Linked DNA regions of Homo sapiens: region 1 is linked to region 2. Evidence: chromatin contacts called from ENCODE Hi-C or POLR2A ChIA-PET data. All regions are on one chromosome and are shown on one strand. The core of a region is the stretch at or near the end of the contact, and the rest is flanking DNA. Distances in the headings are between cores, read along the strand shown. Region 1 holds the start of LINC01816 (long intergenic non-protein coding RNA 1816). Region 2 overlaps ARHGAP25 (Rho GTPase activating protein 25).

What was found. Hi-C counts contacts between places; a loop is a spot of excess contacts on that map. ChIA-PET counts read pairs that join two places held with the same protein, here RNA polymerase II (POLR2A). Pooled maps may share reads with other maps.
Region 1: a map of OCI-LY7 shows a loop between it and region 2 (4-fold over the local background). The contact joins the promoter of LINC01816 here to the enhancer-like site in region 2. A Hi-C loop is called at or near these places in 1 of 168 maps with a recorded cell type or tissue (OCI-LY7) and 5 of 50 pooled maps. POLR2A ChIA-PET finds 5 or more read pairs at or near these places in 1 of 52 experiments (activated naive CD4-positive, alpha-beta T cell).

The regions. Positions count from the first base shown.
Region 1 is chr2:70,122,293-70,127,538 of GRCh38, forward strand. It overlaps LINC01816 (long intergenic non-protein coding RNA 1816), which reads right to left and starts at 3,024. Exons shown (of 2, transcript NR_024444.1): 1 at 2,754-3,024; 2 at 1,744-2,133. RefSeq lists enhancers at 707-1,512, 1,513-2,318 and a silencer at 2,645-2,939.
Region 2 is chr2:68,764,798-68,770,410 of GRCh38, forward strand. All of the region lies in intron 1 of ARHGAP25 (Rho GTPase activating protein 25), which reads left to right. Among named protein-coding and RNA genes, the nearest start is that of ARHGAP25, 33 kb to the left of the region's middle. Within about 2 kb of position 1,639, at least 17 of the 41 ENCODE cell types and tissues checked have a DNase peak (open chromatin) inside an H3K27ac peak, as active enhancers do; they include OCI-LY7, where a contact is called at or near this core.

The DNA of each region.
Region 1 (5,246 bases), core at 1,774-4,273, 1.4 Mb after region 2:
TGACTGGTTTCCCATGTCATTAAATATTCTTCAGAAATTTAACTTTGATGATAACATATTATTCCCATTACCCATAACTTCATCATCCTCCAACTGTTCAAAAGTTAGATTATTTCTAGCTTTTACTATTACAGTATATTTAACATCACCTGGTAATTGATCTAAAAGGAATAATTAGGAATCAGTCCCCAAATTTGGAGATGGCAACCAAGAAGTCTTTTTCATTTTCCACAGTTTTCCCACATTTTTGTTTTTTTTTTCAAGAGATGCTCTGCAACTCAGGCTGCAGTGCAGTGGGATGATCATAATTCACTGTAACCTCAAATTCCTGGGCTCAGGCTCCCAAATAGCTAGGATTAATGGCGCATGCCACCATGCCAGGCTAATTTTATTTTTGTAGAGACGGGAGTCTTGCTATGTTGCCCAGGCTGGTTTTGAACTCCTGGGCTCAAGTGATCCTCTCGCCTCGACCTCCCTAAGTGCTAAGTGTTGGGTTTATAGAGATGAGCCACCATGCCTTCTTTTCTTTTTTTTTTTTAATTCTGTTTTGCAAAGAATATCCCTCTTGCCAGCATCTGAATAATATCTATCTTTACTATTATTTATGTGTGTAAATAGCTTTACAGTTCACAAAGCATTTTCTTATATAATGTCTCATCTAATCAACACAGCAACACTATGAAATAAGTTACTATTTCCATTTTACATTTGGGGAAATTAAGCTCAGAAAGGCCATGTGACATGTTCAAGATAACACATTTAGTGTCAGAGCTGGGACGTGGACCCGGGTCTTGGGACTCCCGAAACCATATCCTTTACCGTGGGCAAAGTGCTATGCTGAGGTCTTACCACACACATAGATGGCACTGGAAGAAGGGCAAGTATGGAACAGCACCCCAGGCAGAGTGGGCGATGCCACTGGTAAGATACAGAGAAAGTACTACACACAGTGGCGTTGCAAGGACAGAGCAGTTCCTCCCACAAAGGGCATGCAGTAGGCTTTGGGAAGAAACGTGGCCAAGTCGGGTCTTCAAAGGTGAATAGGATCTAGATATTCAGAATAAGAGGGCTTTCCACAGGCTCAGTGAATGGGAAAGGAAAGTGTGGCTGATTGGGGAAAGCGCTAGCACAGGGAGCAAGAGATGGGGCGTGGCTGGGGAGGAATGGAATTGTAATTCTAGCCTCACAAAGGCTAGAGCCAGCAGGGCCTTGGGATCATGTGGGGAGGAAACCAGAGATGTGTGGAACAATTTGCTGAAGGCAGAACCAGGCAGGGAAAGGGCAGGGTCAGGTTCGTACCCTTGCCTCTGGCCACCAGGGCCAATGCTCCTTCCCTGCAGTAAACCCGATTAATCTCCTCAAACTCAGGTGCCATTTCCTTGGAATAGTATTTACCGCGGGGCGCGGTGGCTCACGCCTGTAATCTCACGCTTTGGGAGGCTGAGGTGAGAGGATCCCTTGAGCCTAGGGGTTCGAGACCAGCCTGGGCAACATAGCGAGACCCTGTGGTTAAAAAAAAATTAAAATTAGCCAATAGTGGTGGCACGCGCCTGTAGTACCAGCTTCTTGGGAAGCTGAGGCAGGAGGATCACCTGTGCCCAGAGAGGGCGAGGCTGCAGTGAGCCATCATCGTGCCACTGTACTCCAGCCTGGGCGACAGTTCGAGACCTTTTCTCAAAAAAAGAAAAAAAAAAGTTGTTCAAGTTGTGTAGTGCACGGGAGGAAAGAAGTATGACAATAACATAGGACAGCAGCCGGCTCTTTTTTTCATCAGGATGTGGAGAGTGGGCGCCTTGGGAAGACGAAATTGAGTATGTGCGGGGGAGGGGTCATATGAAACAAGGTCGGGAAGGGGGCGGGGAGAGCTGGGGCTCTGGAGGAGCTTGGGGCTCGCGCTGCGGGGGAGGAAGCGCCTTCCGCGGTCGCTGGGGGGAAGTGGTTAGGAGGAAGCACGGGCAGTGGAGGGGACTGCTGGAGGGTCCCATCTGGGAAAGCAGGCACGGATGCGGGGACATTTCCGCCCGTCACCCTGGCAAAGCGCTCGCAGGGCTGGAGGGACAGAGTTCTCAGATCCAAGTAGAGAAAACCGGGAACGGTTCCGGCTCTGGGGACTGACATTCATCGCGGCAGTTTCTGGTGGCAAAACAGAGGAAACAAAGGAATGATGAAATGAACTGAGCTGCCTTCATGCCCCGGATGAATGTTCAGCCATTAGAAAAGAGTGAATCCCAGCTGGGATTTGGGGTTCCACGGTGTACTAGAAAAGCAAAACAAAGAGAAGCGCCTACTAGATGCCATCTTGGAAAACAAAAGCAAACGTGTGTGTGTGTGTGTGTGTGTGTGTGTGTGATGTTACATGGGCATGGGGAAATTACGGAAGTAAATACTAATGCTTGTGGCCGGGCGCGTGGCTGACGCCTGTAATCCCAGCACTTTGGGAGGCCGAGGCGGACGGATCACGAGGTCAGGAGATCGAGACCACGGTGAAACCCCGTCTCTACTAAAAATACAAAAAGTTAGCCGGGCGTAGTGACGGGCGCCTGTAGTCCCAGCTACACGGGAGGCTAAGGCAGGAGAATGGCGTGAACCCGGGAGGCGGAGCTTGCAGTGAGCCGAGATCGCGCCACTGCACTCCAGCCTGGGTGACAGAGCGAGACGCCGTCTCAAAAAAAAAAAAAAAAATACTAATGCTTGTGTAAATTGGGATGGTGGAAAATGAGGAAGAGGGCGGCAGGGGAATCCTTAGTACTTACAGAGAAAACGGAGCAAGTGTACAAGCACGCCAACCCCCCCGGTGCCCAAGCTCGGCGCTCACGCGGCTAGGATGACGCCCGTGGGACGCCCCAGGGGCCCTGCTCGCAGCCACTCTGCTCAGGGTCATTTATAGTCTCTCCGTTCTTTGTTAAATAAAGACGGTGAGACACGGACGGGCTGGAGCCGGCAGGGGTAGTGGAGGGCAGAGGGGACGGGTCGGGGCGCCCCTCGCTCCTGCCACGCTGCCGCCGCCCCAGACAAAGACAGCTGCGTACGGCGGGAGCGCAGGGGCGCCTGCGCGCAGGGCCTAAATCGCCTGTCCCGTCTCCCCCTGACGCCCACACACCCAAGCGGCAGCCCACTCCCCTTCTACCCCGCAGCCATTTGCTTCCCACCCCTTGATTTTCTTTTTTCTTTTCCCCTCCCCTCAGCATCCCCCCAACCTCCTCTGATACACTTTGGCTAATTGTCTAATGAATTTACCTATTCTAGGTATTTCGTATAAGTGGAATCATATAATATTCGTCCTTCTGTGTCGGCTTATTTTGCTTAGTACAAGGTTTTTTATTTTTTATTTTTTTTTCTTTGAGACACGGTCTCGTTCTGTCGCCCAGGCTGGGGCACAGTGGCGCTCAGCTCACTGCAACCTCCACCTCCGGGTTTCAAGTGATCCTCCCACCTCAGCCTCCCAAATAGCTGGGACTACAGGTGCGCTGCCACCACTGCCTAGCTAATTTTTGTATTTTTGGTAGAGACCAGGTTTCGCCATGTTGCCCACGCTGGTCTCCAGCTCCTTAGCTCAAACGATCCTCCTGCCACAGCCTCCCAAAGTGCTGTAATTACAGGCGTGTGAGCCACCATGCCCGGCCACTTAGCATAATCTTTTCAAGGTTCATCCCTGCTGCAGCACGTATGAGAACTTCATTTCTTTTATTGTATTTGTGGTAATATGTACACAACATAAAGCTTATTTTAATCAATTTTTAAGTGTACAGTTTAGTGGCACTAAATAGTCACGTGGTTGTGCACTCACCACCATCATCCATCTCTAGAACTCTTCCATCATCCTAAACTGAAACTCTGTACCCGTGAAACAACTCCCTCATTCCCCTCTACCCAGCTCCTGGCAACCACCATTCTACTTTCTGTCCCTGTGCACTTGGGAGCATCACCTTTCTGGGACATCTGCAACGGTTCTCTGGAGGATTGTCTCCCCTTTTTTAAAAATTTATTTTCTTTTCTTTCTTTCTTTTTTTTTTTTGGTAGAGAAGGGGTTTCACTTCATTGCCCAGGCTGGTGTCCAACTTCTGGGCTCAAGGAATCTGCCTGCCTTGGCTTCCCAAAGTGTTGGGATTACAAGCATGAGCCACTGTGCCCCGCCTGTGGTCTCATTTTGGAGGGCAAGAGGGATAGAGATAGCCATAACCTGGAGAATATTGAGATGTGGACAACAAGGATGACAAAATTTGGTCCTATGAGAAATCATCTGTGAGGAAGAGTGGAGAGAACTGAGCTTGTTCAAGACAGTGAGGTCCTGGGATGATCTCAATTCATGTAAGAAAACCAGGAAGCAAGGAGGTTTCAGTTTATCAACAGATTTAAAAGGCGCAAGCCTTTTGATATAACTAGAGAAGAGAAGACTCAGGTGATCACACAGACTGTCTTCACCCAAGTGAAGGATGATTATGTAGGAAAGTGGATAGAAGATGCTGTCAACAGAAATGTAAACAGAATCATGTTAACAATTTTTCAGTAGGCACTTTTTTTTTTTTTTTTGAGATGGAGTCTTGCTCTGTTGCCCAGGCTGGTGTGCAGTGGTGCGATCTTGGCTCACTGCAGCCTCCTGGGTTCAAGCGATTCTCCTGCCTCAGCCTTCCGGGTGGCTGGGATTACAGGCATGCCATCATGCCCGGCTAATTTTTGTATTTTTAGTAGAGACAGAGTTTCACCTTGTTGGTCAGGATGGTCTCAAAACTCTTGACCTCAGGTGATCTGCCTGCCTCAGCCTCCCAAAGTGCTGAGATTACAGGCGTAAGCCATCACACCTGGCCAATTTTTAAATTAATAATGAGAGGCTGGGCATGGTGGCACACACCTGTGATTCCAGCTACTCAGAAGGCTGAGGTGGGAGGATCGTTTGAGCCCAGGAAGTTGAGGCTGCAGTGAGCTGTGTTCACACTAGTGCACTCCAGCCTGGGTGACAAAGCAAGACCCTGTTGAAAAAAAAATTTTTTAATAATGAGATATCTGACATTCTTTTTTTTACACTTGGTCTCTGAAATCAGGCTGGCTACATGTGAAGTGCTCTATAGCTACCTGCGGTCACTGTATTGGACAGTGCAGGGTTGGAAACTGGACTTAGGAGTCAGGGCTGGGTTCAAGCCCCACATTCCATCCCTTACTAGGCTGGGTAACTAGGCACATTACTTAGCCTCTCCTATTTCTGTTTCTTCATCTACAAAATGAAACTAAAAATAGTACCTACTTTATAG
Region 2 (5,613 bases), core at 389-2,888:
ATGCATTGAGTTGTGAGACCAACAGCTTTCTTCAGTTTAGCCTTGCCTATCCTACATCTTGCAGAAATCCGTCTTCCCCCCAAATGGCATGCAGATAGAATCCTTCTTTACTTTTACTTTCATTTTAGATCTCCCCTTGTTATTATTGAGCTAGTCCCTTTGTCATTTTAATGGAAATTTGGAAATGGAAGCTCTTGCCATGAGGTCACCTAGAATTCTAGGTGGTCATTCCTTCCTGAGTTCCCTCACAGACCACCCTTGGGCTCCCTCCGGTTTCTGCTGCCCTTTCTCTCTCTCTGCCAGTAAGTGTTGGGGTAAAAGCTGACTTTACAGGAAATACTATCCATACTGGCAGCCTCAGTAAGTCCCTCAGTTCTTCCCATTCATCAGCTGATAAAGTGACAGTGCAGGGATATGGAGGCGGATCTGTCTGGGAGGGAATGTGTACGTAAGTGGTATAACATCTGTGTAGTGTCATTCCGCTGTGCTCTGAGGAGTAACAGGTCTGAAATGCAGACCTTGGAAAATAGACAAGTTGAAGTTTAGAGCAATAGTTGACATGTAAAAAAAAAAAAACCCAACAAGCCTATTGAATTTATTTTTAAGCCTAATAAAATATTTAAAAAGATCATTTATTATATCAACATTCCAAACACAACAGAGAAAATATAATGAACCCCCATGTAGACCCACTACTGAAGTTCAACAGAATATTTCGTCACATTGTTTTATCTATCCCTTTCTTTTTCTTTTATTCCCTTTTATGCTAAGATATTTTAAAACAAATCCCAGACACATTTTCCCCATGCTTAAGTATGCATCCTTAAAAATATGGAAATTTTATTTTCTAGCCACATTGTCCTGATCACGCCTAACAAAACTAATCAATAATTCATTGGTATCATCTATCCTTTATCCATGATCAAATTGTCTCAGTTTTTAATGAAATCTTTTTATCAGGTTGTAGAATAGGAGAAACATATTATGACTCGTTTCCTGGGCCCACCCCACTGCTAGCATTATTCATTGGTCACTTTAACTCTCAGTAGTGTTAAAGTTTAAAATCACTGTTCCCTAAGACCTGTAGAGGCCCCAGAAACTGACTGGAGTGACGTCTGTTAGGCTGTAATGGCTTGTAGCCTCCTCAAGGGCCAGTGCTTGATGGTAGTTGCCAGTACTTGAGCATTGCCCTGGAAGGGTCCTTCCTGTGAATTACTCAGGCCATATAATTCATCCATGCTTATGCAATACAAATATTTCAAGCATCCTAATGCACTTATTTATTTATGAATGCTAGTGACTAGTGAACCAAAACCTCTTACCTAAAATAAATGACTAGCTTTGGCAATGGAGGGGTCAGTACTTCGATTGCTCTTCCTAATGTAACACACCACTAGGGTGTTGGGCAGAGCTTACTGCACTAATTATCCTGCAGTCCTACCTGATGAGAATTGTTCTTCCTTACACTAACGCCTGGGAAAGCAGGTAGCTTGCATATGCAGTTAACCAGCTACATTGTCAAAGAATTTTCTACAGAGAAAATTTGCCCTCTGATTGCCAAATCTCCACTTTGCCTTGTGCTGAGGAAGAGGCAGCTCTGGGGCAGTGTTCTTCCGCAAGCTTCTTGTTATTACACGTGGCTTCCTGTTATGCAGAGACAGGCGGAGAGGGCTGGGTAAGGTGTTGCAACTGATGGAGACACACAGACCCACAAGAGGCAACTGCACTCTAAATTCCTAAGAAACACGAAAGCCACAAAACATGAACACTGGAGGGGTGGCCCTGGAGAGGCACCCTAGGTGAAACAAATTTGCTGGCGTGCAAAAAAACCTTGCAATATTTGTTGCTGGCTCAGGTTTCCAGAGCTGCTGATAAGAAAGAAGTAACAGAAAGCCAGTACTCCTCTCTCTCTCCCCTTCTCTCTCTCTCTCTCTCTTGTTCTCACTCTCTGTCATTCTCTCTCCCTCTCTCTTGTTCTCACTCTCTGTCATTCTCTCTCCCTCTCTCTTTTTCTCTCTCTCACACACACAGATAATTTCTCTCCCTCTGTCTCATATTGCTACCAAGACAGCATTTTTTACCTCTTCCTGCAGAACACATAGTTATTGGTGCCAAGCCCCTTTCCAAAGCAGATTCTTTTCCTTTAGGTTGACATAGTCACTTGTCAAACAATAAAGGGCATTTCTAGAATCCATAGAACATGGGAAAATGAAATCTGCCCAATTCCGGAGTATTGAGGCAGGCATTTAGGGAACAACTTTTAGATATTTCTATGAATTCGGTTATACAAATTTGTCTCAAGGGTGAGTGCCCTGGGAAGACCCGTGTGGTTTAATTTCAGGGTACAGAGAGAAGGCTCCTTTGCTGTCATCAGTCTCACAGTAAAGATGCCTTTTGAAGGGGCAGTGCTTTTCATACTAAAGTTAAAAACGAAACTCAAAAGAATGATGGGTGCTTTTCAATGGGGGGGTGGCGTTTGCTTTGAAGACAGAAAAGGGATACAGAAAGCGAGCCTGAAGTTTCTGAAGTCACATGTCCTAATTTCCTTCTGGGTGGAAACTGAGGGCCATCATCCCGCAGTCTGATAACAGGATAGGTGGGGGGTCTGCATGTATGTATGTGTGAATGTGGCAGGGGCGTTGCGTGTGTGTATGTGTGCGGGGTGTGGGCAGGGACGTATGAATCTGTTTATCATTTTCAGGTGGTAGCAATGCCAGGTCTGCTGTTTCAGAGAGCTCCCCAGTCGGCTCCTTCCTCAGCTGTGGTGTGGGCCTGACTGCCGGCCCACGGTAGCTTAGCTCACTCTCTCTCCCTCCCATGCCTCGGCCACGTGGGACCTTGCTCAGAATCCCTAGGTCTCTCCACATGAGCTTGGGTAGCAGCTGGTAAGACGTGGCAGGATTACCTAATATGTCCGTTTTCTTGTTGGGGTATCAGCACAGCCTCAGTGGTGGGCTTGAGGTTTCAGTACCATTTCTCTGTCACTGTGTTTTCGAGGCCTGCTGAGCCTTGCAGAGCATACACTGGCGGAAATAGCACAAAATTGTTTGTGCACAATCTAGAGGCAAAATGGGTGGGGCTGAGGCAGCTGCTTCACATGATAGGTTAGGAGTAGTGGCTTTGTTCCCAGCTCAGTGAAAGGTGGCATGGTCTCTCCTGTCCACTTCACTCTGGATTCTTTAACCCTGTGAATTACTAGACATGGATTCCATCTCCAATGTGGATGCCTCTCTTCACCACAAGAATACATGCTCCTTTCTGGGCTGTGGCTTAGGTATGGATATTGGGCTTTGAAATCAGATTTCTAGTTGTTAACTGGAGCAGATCATTTCACCTCTGTGAGCTTTGGTTCCTGGTCTGAAAAATGAGGGTGACAGTATGGTACTTACATAAAGAGCATGAGCATTAAATGACACAGCTCTATAAAGTGCTTGCACTGTGGCTGGCTCGTGGTAAGTACTCAATACATAAGTAACTTGATATTCATTATTGTTAGATCAGGGATTATATCTTCCATCGTCCACTCTGCTCAAGTGGATGCAGTGAACATATCCAGAAATCCCGCCAATAGGTAAATTGGCCAATATTTCTCGCAAATACAAAATGCCTGCATGGTGGCTCACATTTCGTTCTAAAACATTTATTTTATTAACTCAGCAAATATTTATCAAGATGCTTCAATTGCCAGATGCTTTTCTAGGAAGTGTGGAGCTTTACTAAAAATCCCAAGGAAAACAGCACCCTTTTCTGTCTTGCATCTCAGTTTATCCCCACAGCCTCAAGTTAGAAATGCTTCCCTCTGTGCTGGTTTCCTCTATGCCATCTTTTCTTTGGTTCCTGAACGTCTATGCAAATAACTTTTCTGGTCTGAGATTTTCACGTCACTCAAATCTTCTGGCTTTCACTTGCACCTCTTTTCTCCCCCTAGTCTCTTTCTTAATTCATAAGCCTTACTTATCAAAAGCAAAACTCTCGGGAAGCTTGAAGCTCTCAGTCCACCCTCACACTTTATCATGTCCAGAACTGGACTCACCTGCCTGTTCAAACTGGCCTTGTTCTCTGATTTCCTTTCTTGCTTCCATGAATGGGTCTCCCAGATCCATCAGGGCTGTGTCTGGCTGATCTCATATCCTCAGGACCCAAAATTGTTCTGGTGCATGTCAAGTCCTCAATCTTGAATGAATGAATGAATGAATGGGGAAGGCTACCTTACCAGAGCCACTCAAACCCCAGACCTCACAAAAATCTTTGTCTCCTGCTCCTCCTTGTTCAGCAGGGGGCTGAGTCCTCTCAGTATTAGCCTCTCATATTGTTTCCTCTTCCATCCTAATCCAGGCTTCTGGCTTTGCACCTGGAATATTGTGCAATGTCCAGCCAATCTCCCTCTATACCATCTCTCTCCCTCTTTTCATCCCTCCCCTCTGTAATATTCTCTTTCTTTTCTCTCATTTAGAATAAAATTGAGTCCATACTATAATAATAATGTTAATAATAATAGCTTTCATTTAATTTCTATGTTTTAAGAAGCAGGCACTGGCTGGGACCTGTCCACTTACCCTTACTAATCCCTATGGATTTATCACCCCATAAGATGCATGTTATTATCACAGCTTTACAGAGGAGGAAACTGGCCCTCAGAGATAGAATACGGCTTACCCAAGGCTGCGTATGTAGAAGCCTGTGCACTTCTGCTACTTTCTCCTTCCTTCTCTCTGTTAGGCACTGTGTTAGGTGCACGATACAAGGATGAGCAAGGCCAAACATCAAGGGAGTACCCCTGTCTTCTTAGAGTGCAAGTGGAGAGGGAAGACAGGAAAAGAAAAAAGTACCAAGCAAGGCGACAAAGGCTACGATACACAGGTGTCTCCACTGACAAGGGTCCAGAGCCAGGGAGCAACTAAGTCTGGCAGGGCCAGGAAGGCTTCTCACAGGAAGTGGGGCCTGAAGGGATTCTTGAAGGATAAGTAAGAGTTTTCCAAGAGGTCAAATTGGATGTAGGTGGGGGTGGGTAGGGAGGACATTCCAGCAGAGAGAATAGCATACTGTCCTGGATAAAGAGCAGGATGGGCATGGAGAAAGAGCAGGAAATGCAGCAGAAAAAGCCGCAAAGGACTCCAACTCCATGGCAGTTTAGACTTCATCGTTTAGGAGGGAGATGCTGGGGGTCATCAGAGGCTTTTAGGCAGGAAGGTAACATGATCAGAATTCTGTTTGAGAAGGCTCACGTCATAAGCAATGCTGTCAGTGCTGAATATAAGGAACAGGCAGCCTTCTGTGTTGATTGGTTGGCTGGGAGAATGTCACTCAAGTACATCAGAGAGACCAGCGGAGGTAAAGCAGGTTTGGGCATGTGTGTCAGTGTTAGCCAGAGGAATGGTAGAGGTGAGAAGGGGAAAGGTGGTAAGTTTGATGAGGTGGTAAGCATGATGAGCTTGACATTCTCATGGAGGTGTGTTAGGAAGCTGGATGGATGGGTCTACAGCTCAGAAAGGAGGGCTGGGGGAAGCCATGCAAATTCTACTCCCTTTTCAAATCCATTTAAACATGGTTCCCAAACTAATGCACAGCTCATATCAACATACTGGGAAAATACCTGAAATTGTTTCCCCAGCT